2 separate regions of the Homo sapiens genome follow, and region 2 is linked to region 1. The links are chromatin contacts, found by Hi-C or POLR2A ChIA-PET in ENCODE. All regions are on one chromosome and are shown on one strand. The core of a region is the stretch at or near the end of the contact, and the rest is flanking DNA. Distances in the headings are between cores, read along the strand shown. Region 1 has its middle 11 kb from the start of SESN2. Region 2 holds the start of PTP4A2 (protein tyrosine phosphatase 4A2).

Region 1 (5,114 bases), core at 1,337-3,836:
TGTCACCCAGGCTGGAGTGCAGTGATGTGATTATAGCTGACTGTAACCTCAAACTCTTGGGCTCAAACTATCCTCCCAAGTAGCTAGGACTACAGGTGTGCACTATGCTGTCCGGCCAATTTCTTTTTATTTTTTGCAGAGACGGGTCTCAGTATGTTAACCAGGCTGGTCTCAAATTCCCAGTCTCAACTTCCTAAAGTGCTGGGATTACAGGTGTGAGCCACTGAACCTGACCCAAAATTCTTTTTTTTTTTTTTTTGAGACAGAGTCTTGCTCTGTCGCCCAGGCTGGAGTGCAGTGGCGCAATCTTGGCTCACTGTAACCACTGCTTCCTGGATTCAAGCAATTCTCCTATCTCAGCCTCCTGAGTAGCTGGGACTACAGGCACATGCCACCACGCCCAGCTGATTTTTGTATTTTTAGTGGAGACGGGGTTTCACCATGTTGGCCAGGCTGGTCTTGAACTCCTGACCTCAGGTAATCCACTCGCCTCAGCCTCCCAAAGTGCTGGGATTACAGGTGTGAGCCACCGCGCCGGCCTTTTTTTTTTTTTTTTTTTAACACAGGGTCTCAGTCTGTCTCCCAGGCTGGAGTACAGTAGCACAATCACTGTTTACTGCAGCCTCAACCTCCCAGGCTCAGGTGATTCTCCCACCTCAGCCTCCCAAGCAGCTGGGACTATAGGTGCACACCACCACACCTGGCTAATTTTTGTATTTTTTGTAGAGACGAGGTGGGGGGTGGGGGGTGGGGCGGTTCACCACGTTGCCCAGGCTGTTATTGAACTCCTGAGCTCAAGCAATCTGCCCATCTCGGCCTCCCAAAGTGCTGGGATTACAGGTGTGAGCCACCACGCCCAGCCTTGATATTATCTTTTGTGACCTGGTCTCCAAAAAAGAAAAGCCAGGAAGAAGCACAGACATTAAGAGTTACTGAGCTCCAGCAAGAATTCAGGATACATCACTGTCTCAGGTAACTCTCACCACAACGTTGTGAAACAGGCTATTGTGTCTCCATTTGACTGATGAGAAAACTGAGACTCAAGAGGTAACACGTCTGGACCAAGGTCAGATAGGTTAGTAATATGCTGAGTAAGGATTCCAACCCAGGCAGGAATGACTCCTATGCAGAAACTCCACCACTCCATTGATGAGACAAACACATGAATATGTAAGAAGCCGGCTGGCAAAAGGAACTGATGCTTAAAGCAGATATATTAATTGGAAGTGAGAAACATAACTGTCAAGCGACCTGTAATTGAGAGGCCAGGGCATTCCTCTTTGTAGGAGAGCCTTTACTGAAAGGCAAATTTATCATCTGAAGGTGGCTAAGGCAGCTGGAATCTGAGCAAGTGAAAGGACGAATTATTGAACTGCTCTACTCAGCAACTATCTGCTGGTCAGGGCTCCAGTTCCTTCCTTCCTTTTTTCATTCAATAAATATTTATTTACCATCTTGTGTGTACCAGGCACTGTGCCTGGCTCTGGGAAATCCAGTGGTGAAGCTAGCAGCCTAGCAGGGCATGGCAGGGTGCCACTGGCTGGGCACATTCCTCCCCTCCCCACTGCCTTGTATTTTTGGTTGGGTAAAGATCTCCTTCTTCTGTTGCCACACTCTCAACTCTTGCATCAGCTATGTTGAGGCCACTGATTGGCCAGCTATTTATATTCCTCAATCACCTTCCAGTCCCAAAGATACACCTACCTAGACTGGATTTGAAATGTTTTTGAGATGTCTTCAGCCTTAGATCCATTTCAGATTATGACCCTAATATGATTGTCATCTGTTCTGTATTCATTCTTCCTGAATTAGTTTTCTAGTCTCAAATTCTGAGATCACTTTACTATAATGACCTTGTAATGGGACCATTCGGGGGGCTGTGATTTATCACCCCAGATGTCATTTTCTGAGCTCTTCTTATTGTTTCCCCCCTCCCCACCCACTAATCTCAGATACAATTCCTGCCCAGGGGGAACTTTCAGGAAAGAAGTTCCACTCCAATTGGTTTGATAAAGCCAAAGAAGACCCATCCTTCAAGGCTTAGTCACACATTAATTCAATTACTCATGAAGCAGGCATTGTGCTAGGTGGGGAGGGAGGTCCTTCCTGCACAGAGCTGACAGGTGCCGAGCTGTCAAGCTACACAACCAAAATTGTCCTTTGGAGTTGTGCATTAGCAGGCAGTACAACCACAGACTCCCAGAAACAAAGCCAACTATCTCCTAAGAGCACTTCCCAGGAGTCAGGCAATTCGGGTGCCAGCTTTTAGCCAAGTAACCCAAACTGAATTTTTTTTTTCCAGCTCTTTGAATCTGTTTCCCTATCTGTAAAACAAAGAAATAGAAATTAGCTCTAAACTTGCAGAGTCATTATGGAGAGAACTGGTGCCATAAAGAACTGGCAGTGTATATAATTCGTCTTCTCGATTGCATACTGAGGACAGAAATCTTCAGGTTTGGAAACGTTTACCCTTCTTAAATGCAAAAACTAACGCACTGGGTGCTTTTGGGCAAATTGCTTGGTTGATTTAGTTTAGTTTTGTCGGCTGAGTGGTTCCTCAACGCCCCCTGCAGGCCAGATCCTGCTATAGCTAAGTCAGAATGGAGTAGGAAAGGGCTGGCCCAAACCGTTTTGAGTTTATAGGATTGTTAGGGTCCATGTCACCGCCTGAAGGTCTTGAAAAGAGGCCAGGCAACAGCTAAGTAAAGGTCTGTGGTTGCTGAAGATTCCCCCTGCTGCCAGCAAGGACCAGAGTCCTAAAATACTTCACAGCCCGAATGCACTTTCCATTGTTTTGGCTTACTACCTCTCTTACAAGGCAGGAAGCCTCAGGTCGAGAGAGAGGAATTTGCCCAAGGTTCCCTAGGAAGTTGGCCACAGAGTGGAGACTAGAATCTCGAGGTCCAGGGCTACCTACACCTTAATAGGCTGCCCCAGGAGAGAAGCCTCACATTTTCAGAAAGAACAACTTCTCCCTTTCCTCTGGTCTCCCTTCCTTCCCCAACCCTCCACTCCTAGAGGCTCTATACATCCTATTCTCAGAGAACCACCCTGAGGCTTGTCCCTGGAGCAACGCCTCTGGCCTCCCACCATCCTGTCCTACCTTTCCCTATCCCCAGCGGAATTCTGTACCCCGACCCCCTCCCTAAAAAGGCCACACTTGGAATCAGGATATCGGAGTTGAAGGTTCCAGTTCCAACCCTTTCTTTGTGAACCTCAGCAAAACACTTCACTTCTCTGAACCCGTTTCCTGTTTTTTTGTTTTTGTTTTTCTTTTATTACGTTTTTGTTTTTCTGAGACAGGTCTCGTTCTGTTGCCCAGGCTGGAGTGCAGTGGCGCGATCATAGCTCACTTAAGTTTGGAGCTCCTGGGTCCTCTCACCTCAGCCTTCCGAGTAGCTGGGTCTACAGGACTGCATGTTAAATGTTAAATGGGGCAATAGTTTACCTCCACCGTTCTATTGTGAGAATGAGAGCTTATGCATGGAAACCCCTTAACAAGGCTTGATGCAGATGAAGTGCTCAATAAACTGTAGATTATCTATATTTTTACTGTTATTTTGAAGGATCTGGCTCAGTGACTGGCTGATAGTGGTGGGTGTTCAAGAAAGGTGCCTACAACCATTAATATTAAAAGTTTGGCGCACATAGCCTGGCATTTAGTTGCAGTTTAATAAACTGTGGCTAGTATTGTTTTTTTGACCCCAGGACGCCCAGTGCGGTTTCAGCGTTAACAACTCCTTAGCGAAAATTGCAGAACAGACTTTTCGCTCAGCAACAGGCTCCTCTTACGTAAACCGCACCGGCCAATGAGCAGGAAGATGGGCGGGGTTTCTTGGCAGCCAATAGTAGCCCGCAGCGGCGCGCAGGATAGGCCCAGGCTGGTTTCCAGGCTGCGTACGGAAACGAATCCCCGGGGCTCTTTGACTGGGGGCGAGTCTTCGAAGTCGCCAGGCTCTGCCTATCAACCGGGTCCTGATTGGTGCAGGCTGTGGCGGTCCGCCCCTGACTCCGTCTAGCCCCGCTCCGCGAGAAGAGGCTGAACTGCCCCATCTGCTTCTAATTTCTTTCTTTCTTTCTTTCTTTCTTTTTTTCCCCTCTTTTCCTTTTCTTCTTTTAAATATACGTTTGGAAATTTGCCGGGCGTGGTGGCGGGCGCCTGTAATCCCAGCTACTCGGGAGGCTGAGGCAGGAGAATCGCTTGAATCCGGGAGACGGAGGTTGCAGTGAGCCGAGAACGCGCCACTACACTCCAGCCTGGACGACGAGAGTGATACTCCGTCTCAGTCAATCAATCAATCAATCAATCGTTTGATTTTCGTTTTATGCTTTTACTTCCAAATTTATATTTATTGCAAAAAATGTGGAATATAACAAAGTGTAAAGGTGAAACTGAAATAACCCGAAATTATATTTCCCCCTCTGTGGTTTTTTTTTTTCCGTCTCTGTGTTTTTCAATGTTTTTCAGGCCTTCTGTCTTGAGCTCGTATTACTGCTGTTCACTGATGTATTGTAAAAGCGTAAAACCGGACGTGACCCAAATGTCTATCAAAGGAGACTGATGAGAGAAATAAACGGATTTGTTCACACAACGGCTTCTACAGCAAAGAAACAGAAGGTAGCTCCAAGTGCTCTGAAATGGAAAGGTATGCAGGATTTCCTGTTAGGTTAAAACAGAACGAAGCAAAAACCGAGGTTGCGCAATGATACATATAGAACAGTCTCATAGTTGTATACATAGTTACACAGAGGAAACAAAGATCTGGAAAGATGTGTAGTTTGCACCTGTTACCATTGGTTAGCTCTGGGGTGGACGGAGAAGGGAGAAGTTTTAAGATTCTTTATATAATACACTTATTTAATATCTATCTATGTGCTAAGTTGTATTACATTTGTTGTTTTTTAAAGAGATCCTTTTAAACAGAGAAGGGAGAACTCCCTCAAATCCCAATTGCACTACAAAGAGAAACCAACATGTTGGTTATTTTTATAGCATATAAGTTTATATACCGTATTAATAATGTATAGCTATATAGCCTGCTTTTTCCACTTAGCACATTTCATAATTTTTGTAATATTAAATATTCCTTAAATATAATTGTTAATGGTTGCAG
Region 2 (5,114 bases), core at 1,057-3,556, 3.7 Mb before region 1:
GCTACTCAGGAGGCTGAGGCAGGAGAATGGTGTAAACCCAGGAGGTGGAGCTTGCAGTGAGCTGAGATCCCGCCACTGCACTCCAGCCTGGGTGACAGAGTGAGACTCTGTCTCAAAAAAAAAAAAAGGGGGGGGGCGGTAAAGGTAACTACTATTGGAGCCACTATTCTTATCCTTATGTTGTTAATGTTGTTATTACATTATTTTATTTCAGGGCCAGAAGGAGAGCTAGGTGGAGGGAAGGGTCATTCACTTGGTCAGACAATCTACTAGATGAAAACAAACAAGCAAACAATCTGCTAGACTGCCCCAAATAGATCCATTTAAGCAGGGGAGAATCTGAAAACAGGCAATTACAATTCCATGTTAAGTACTATGGTAGAGTATTGCACAAGGTGTTTTGCAACTTTATCGGAAGAATCAATAACTCACAGACGCAGCAAAAGTTTTGCAGAGGTGGTAGCTCTTTCTTTCAAATCAGTCTATGTTTCCAGGAAGTAGAAAATACTGCTTGCTGGAGGCAGACAGAATGCAAGTGAGCCCAGTCTGTGCTCCTCACCTAAGGGCCTTGCTACTGATCTGCAGCCCCTCCTGCTCCTCAAGGCCTCTCTCAACTCCCACACAGCCCTGCTAGCCAGCCTTGCCCTAGAATACCCCCTCCTGGGCCACCTGGTGGTGAACATCCTGGACTCTGTGCTGTGGCTTGATGCGGCTGAGTCATAAGACCTTTCTTTTTACTGCTAAGCGCTAATGGAAGCCTTCTGGTCAGAAGCAATGCCCCAAGTCTACCTTGTGGGGAAGGTCTAATGACGACAGATCACTGCTTCTCCCCGCAGGGCTGGATGAGCATGGATGTGGTGGCGAGGTGGGGGAGAAGCACCCACGGGAGCATCTTCATTTCTTCCTATATAGGCGCCAGTTCTGGGCAGGCAAGACTTCCCAGGGGTGGACAGAAAGAACAGACCCTCCCCAACCCGCAATTCCCAGGGGGAGACATCTCCCTCCCAAGCCAGCCTCCAATGCCGCACTTTGCCATCTGGTCGTGGCCCAAACCAGCCTCCTAGCTCGCTAGTGACCACATTTTCCAAACCAAAACTCAGGACGCATGATCTGGCAAAGAATTTCTGGCTAGCTTCCAAATGCAAGAGGCAAAAACCTTTCCACCTGAGAATCTCTACGATAATCTGCGTCGTTAAAGGTGACATTAAGTCGGAAAGCTTGAAATTCAGGGTCTCTTCTTTCTCACTTTCTCAACTCAAGCGTTTTCTTTTTCTTTCTTTTTTTTTTTTGAGACGGAGTCTCACTCTGTCGCCCAGGTTGGAGTGCAGTGGCACGATCTCGGCTCACTGCAAACTCCGCCTCCCGGGTTCAAGTGAGTCTCCTGCCTCAACCTCCCGAGTAGCTGGGATTACGGCCCTCCTTCCGGGCGGGCGCCACCATGCCCAGCTAATTTTTGTATTTTTAGCAGACACAGGGTTTCACTATGTTGGCCAGGCTGGTCTCGAACTCCTGACCTTGTGATCTGCCCTCCTCGGCCTCCCAAAGTACTGGGATTACAGGTATGAGCCACCGCGCCTGGCCCTTCTCAAGCGTTTTCATACGTTGTTATCGATACGTGAAAGAGCCCATGAGGTAGCTGATTATTATTTCCATTTAATAGTTGATAATACTTGGAATCACTTGCCCAAGATCCTACATCCTGAAAGTCTGAATTTTGGCTTGTCAGGGACAGTTCTTAGGGTGGGTGTGTGTCTTGTGGGCAGAGCTGGGGGTGGCGTATTAATATCTTCGACGAAGATGCACACGCCATTCATTTGGGGCCTCAGGAAGGGCAGCCGAGAACTGAGCTGGCCAGGTTCCCACTTCTGAGTTGGAAATCCCCAAGCCCAGGACGTGGCGGCCACCCCGTCCCATCAGGATCTGACCCGAGGCCTTAGGGCCAAGTAGCGAGAAAGAACCCTTCGACCTTGCAGGTCACACCTCGGCTGCAGGCCCTCGACCCAGCCCAGGTGCGGATGGGCGGGGCGCAGCGTGGGCGAGCGACTCCCCAGGCCACGTTCTGCCTTCCCTCCCCGATCACATGGACTCGCCTTCCGTAGCCGGGAGTGCGGAGCGGAACGAACCACGAGGAGGAGGAGCGGGGGAGGCGCCCAGGGCAGTGGGTCAGCGCCCCGCGGGGCAGGTGGGCGGGCCCAACTGCCCGCGAGCCGGCCAGCCAGCCAGTCAGCGAACGCGGAGGGCGGGCCGGTGGCCCTGCGCGCCGCGCCCCGCAGCGCCCCCTGAGGGGCGGCGGCGGGAGCTGGTTCCGGCTGCGCGCGCAGCGGTGGTGGTGGCGGCGCGATCGGCCGGGCTGTAACCGTCGTCTGTCCGGGAGCGGCTGGAGCGGCAGCGGCGGCCGGGCACGGCGCGAGGTGACGCCACAGGGCAGCGGCGGCAGCGGAGGCAGCGGCGGCAGCAGGAGACGCAGCGGCGGCCGCAGCAGCAGCAGCAAGACGGACTCGTGGAGACGCGCCGCCGCCGCCGCCGCCGGGCCGGGCCGGGTGTCGCGCGCCGAGGCTGGGGGGGAGTCGTCGCCGCCGCCGCCACCGCTACCGCCGCCGCCGCCGCCGCCGAGGTGACTGAGGAGAGAGGCGCCTCCTCGCTCCCGCCACCGCCGGACTTCAATGCCCAGTCCCCAGCTCGCCAGCGTGAGTGCGCCCCTCCCGGGCGGCCCCCGCGCCGGCGCCGGGGGCCTCGGGGAAGGGGAGGGCGGGAGGCGCCGCAGCCATTAGTGCAGGCCGGAGACACGTCCCCGGAAGGAGGGCCGGGCCGGGCCGGGGCGGGGGAGCGAGGGTGGGTGAGCGAGGGGCGGGCTCGTGTGTGTGGAAGGGAGAGAGCTGTGCGAGCGTGGGGGAGAGTGAGTTGGTGAAGGGAGGGCGTGTGAGTGGGGGACAGGGCTGAGTGTCCGTGCGAGGAGGTGGGGGGAGTGGGAGCGCGTCGGGAGGCAGTGTCGATGTTGGGGGAATGTGGGTGAGGGCAGGGGAGGGTATGGGTGTGTGGGGAGCGTGTGGGCATGAGGGGTGGTGGTAGAATGAGTGAGTAAATGGGGGAGGAGAGAGTTGAGAGTGTGGTAAAGAGCGGGTGAGTGTGGGGGGAGAACATGGTGTGTGTCGGTGAGAAGGTGCGTGGCAGAGGCAGGAGTGTGGTAGGGTGTGCCGGCGTGTGTCCAGTGTGTGAGCAGGCATCCTAGAGGCCCTTCCCCTTGGTCTTTGTGTGTGGCGATAGTGAACCCTGGTGTGTTGGGTTGGGGAGTTCTTTCCGGGAGCATCTTGTCCGTGGGTCTTCAGGTTCAAGTATGAGGAAAGGGGGTATAAGTCTCCTCCAGCGGCACTATGATCTTCTGGCTCTGGGATTTTAATTTTTTTCCCCCAGAAAGGATGTGATGTGTTTTTTTGTTGTTGTTCTATACATTTTTTTCTCCCACGTTTCATGACTTCAAAGTAAATTTTCAAATTTGTCAATGATGCCATCCTATCCTAGTCTGGGGCCCCTGAGAGCTAACGAAAAGAAGTTTGTCTGTTGCCCAAAATCCTACACTCTGGCCTGTAGAGTGTTCAGGAGCATAAACTTTTGTAAAGTACTGCTAGTTTTTCAGGTGAAGAGTATTTTATTGTTAGGTAAATTGAACTGTAGTCTGGTTTATTATTTCCTGGAATTTGTCAAGAAATTAGCAGTGACTAGCAATTCTAGTGTCACTGTAGGCATTCAGCAAATGTTTGTCTGTCCGGAGTCGCCAAACTACATTACACTGCTGAGTTGGAATATGGTACTTGCTGTCATGCTCTGTAAGAGAGAGTAGTTTCAGAGGGAAGTGAGTGAAGTTATGCCTTGCTGAGTGTGCAAAAGGAGATTAAGGATACAGAATGACACATTATCAGGGCTTCAGAATCACTTGCCAGCACACCATTGTATTGGTGAAGATGGTGAGAAGTTGTTTGCTGGTATTCTGATCTTGGCATTTTTAAGTTTCATAATGAATGGACTAATTATTATCATGGACTTTTCCCATTCTTGTGTTGTAAAAGTAGGGATTCTTGAAGAGTAGTACCTTGATAGGGATTTTACACATTGATATAATCTTAAAAATGATGTTATCTTAAAAATAATGTCTCCTAGAAGTTGGTAGTCTTTCACTTGATCTTAGCCAAAAGGCCGAGAAGCGATAGAAGTTGGTAGTCTTTCAGTATAAGCAAAGAGTAGTATGGTCCTTTTGTTTTTTTTTTGTTTGTTTTTGAGATGGAGTCTCGCTCTGTTTGTTGCCCAGGCTTCCCGGGTTCAAATGATCTTCCCGCCTCAGCCTCCCAAGTAGCTGAGAATACAAGTGTGTGCCACCACACCCGGCTAATTTTCATATTTTTAGTAGAGATGGGGTTTCACCTTGTTGGCCAGGCTGGTCTCGAACTCCTGACCTCCAGTGATCCACCTGCCTTGGCCTCCCAAAGTGCTGGGATTAACAGGCGTGAGGGTGGTCCTTTTGATAGTGAACATAATAGAATTACAGGCAAAATCACTGATGTGTAATTAAAAGTTAGAAATTATATTTTTCGGCTGGGCAAGCTGGCTCATACCTGTAATCCTAGCACTTTGGGAGGCTGAGGCAGGAGGATCGCTTGAGCCCAGGAGTTCGAGACCAGCCTGGGTAACATGGTGACTCCATTTCTACAGAAAATACAAAAGTTAGGCGTGGTAGTGCGTGCCTGTAGTTCCAGCTATCCCGGAGGCTGAGGTGAGAGGATCTTGTGAGTCCAGGAAGTCAAGGCTGCAGTGAGCCAGTGAGACCCTCTCTCAAAAAAAATAAGAAGAAAGAAATAGTAAATAGTATTGTTACTATTCAGTGAGGGAAGGAATTGATTAGTATTAATTTCCTCCTGTGCTACAGGTGCTTTTTATATTCATTTAATTCTCACAACTACAAGAAAGGTGGTATCTTCATTTGCATCCATTTAGCTTATTTTGAATCACTTCTATTTGCCAGGCACTAGGGATACAGCGATGAGCTCCCATGGATTTACAGTGGTGAGAAGAAGAGATACAGAAACTCAAAAGGTTAAGTAACTTGTCCCAGGTCATACAGA

What was found. A loop is a pair of places that touch in the nucleus more often than their neighbours do. ChIA-PET counts read pairs that join two places held with the same protein, here RNA polymerase II (POLR2A). Pooled maps may share reads with other maps.
Region 2: a pooled map shows a loop between it and region 1 (9-fold over the local background). The contact joins the promoter of PTP4A2 here to the enhancer-like site in region 1. A Hi-C loop is called at or near these places in 3 of 50 pooled maps. POLR2A ChIA-PET finds 5 or more read pairs at or near these places in 3 of 52 experiments (H1, activated CD8-positive, alpha-beta memory T cell and activated T-cell).

The regions. Positions count from the first base shown.
Region 1 is chr1:28,246,108-28,251,221 of GRCh38, reverse strand. No RefSeq gene overlaps it. Among named protein-coding and RNA genes, the nearest start is that of SESN2, 11 kb to the left of the region's middle. RefSeq lists enhancers at 108-981, 2,620-2,819, 4,061-4,230, 5,039-5,114. Within about 2 kb of position 2,586, at least 39 of the 41 ENCODE cell types and tissues checked have a DNase peak (open chromatin) inside an H3K27ac peak, as active enhancers do.
Region 2 is chr1:31,935,560-31,940,673 of GRCh38, reverse strand. PTP4A2 (protein tyrosine phosphatase 4A2) reads left to right here and starts at 2,306. Exons shown (of 6, transcript NM_080391.4): 1 at 2,306-2,687. RefSeq lists enhancers at 1,720-1,989, 3,100-3,149 and silencers at 2,050-2,429, 2,632-2,803, 2,580-2,919.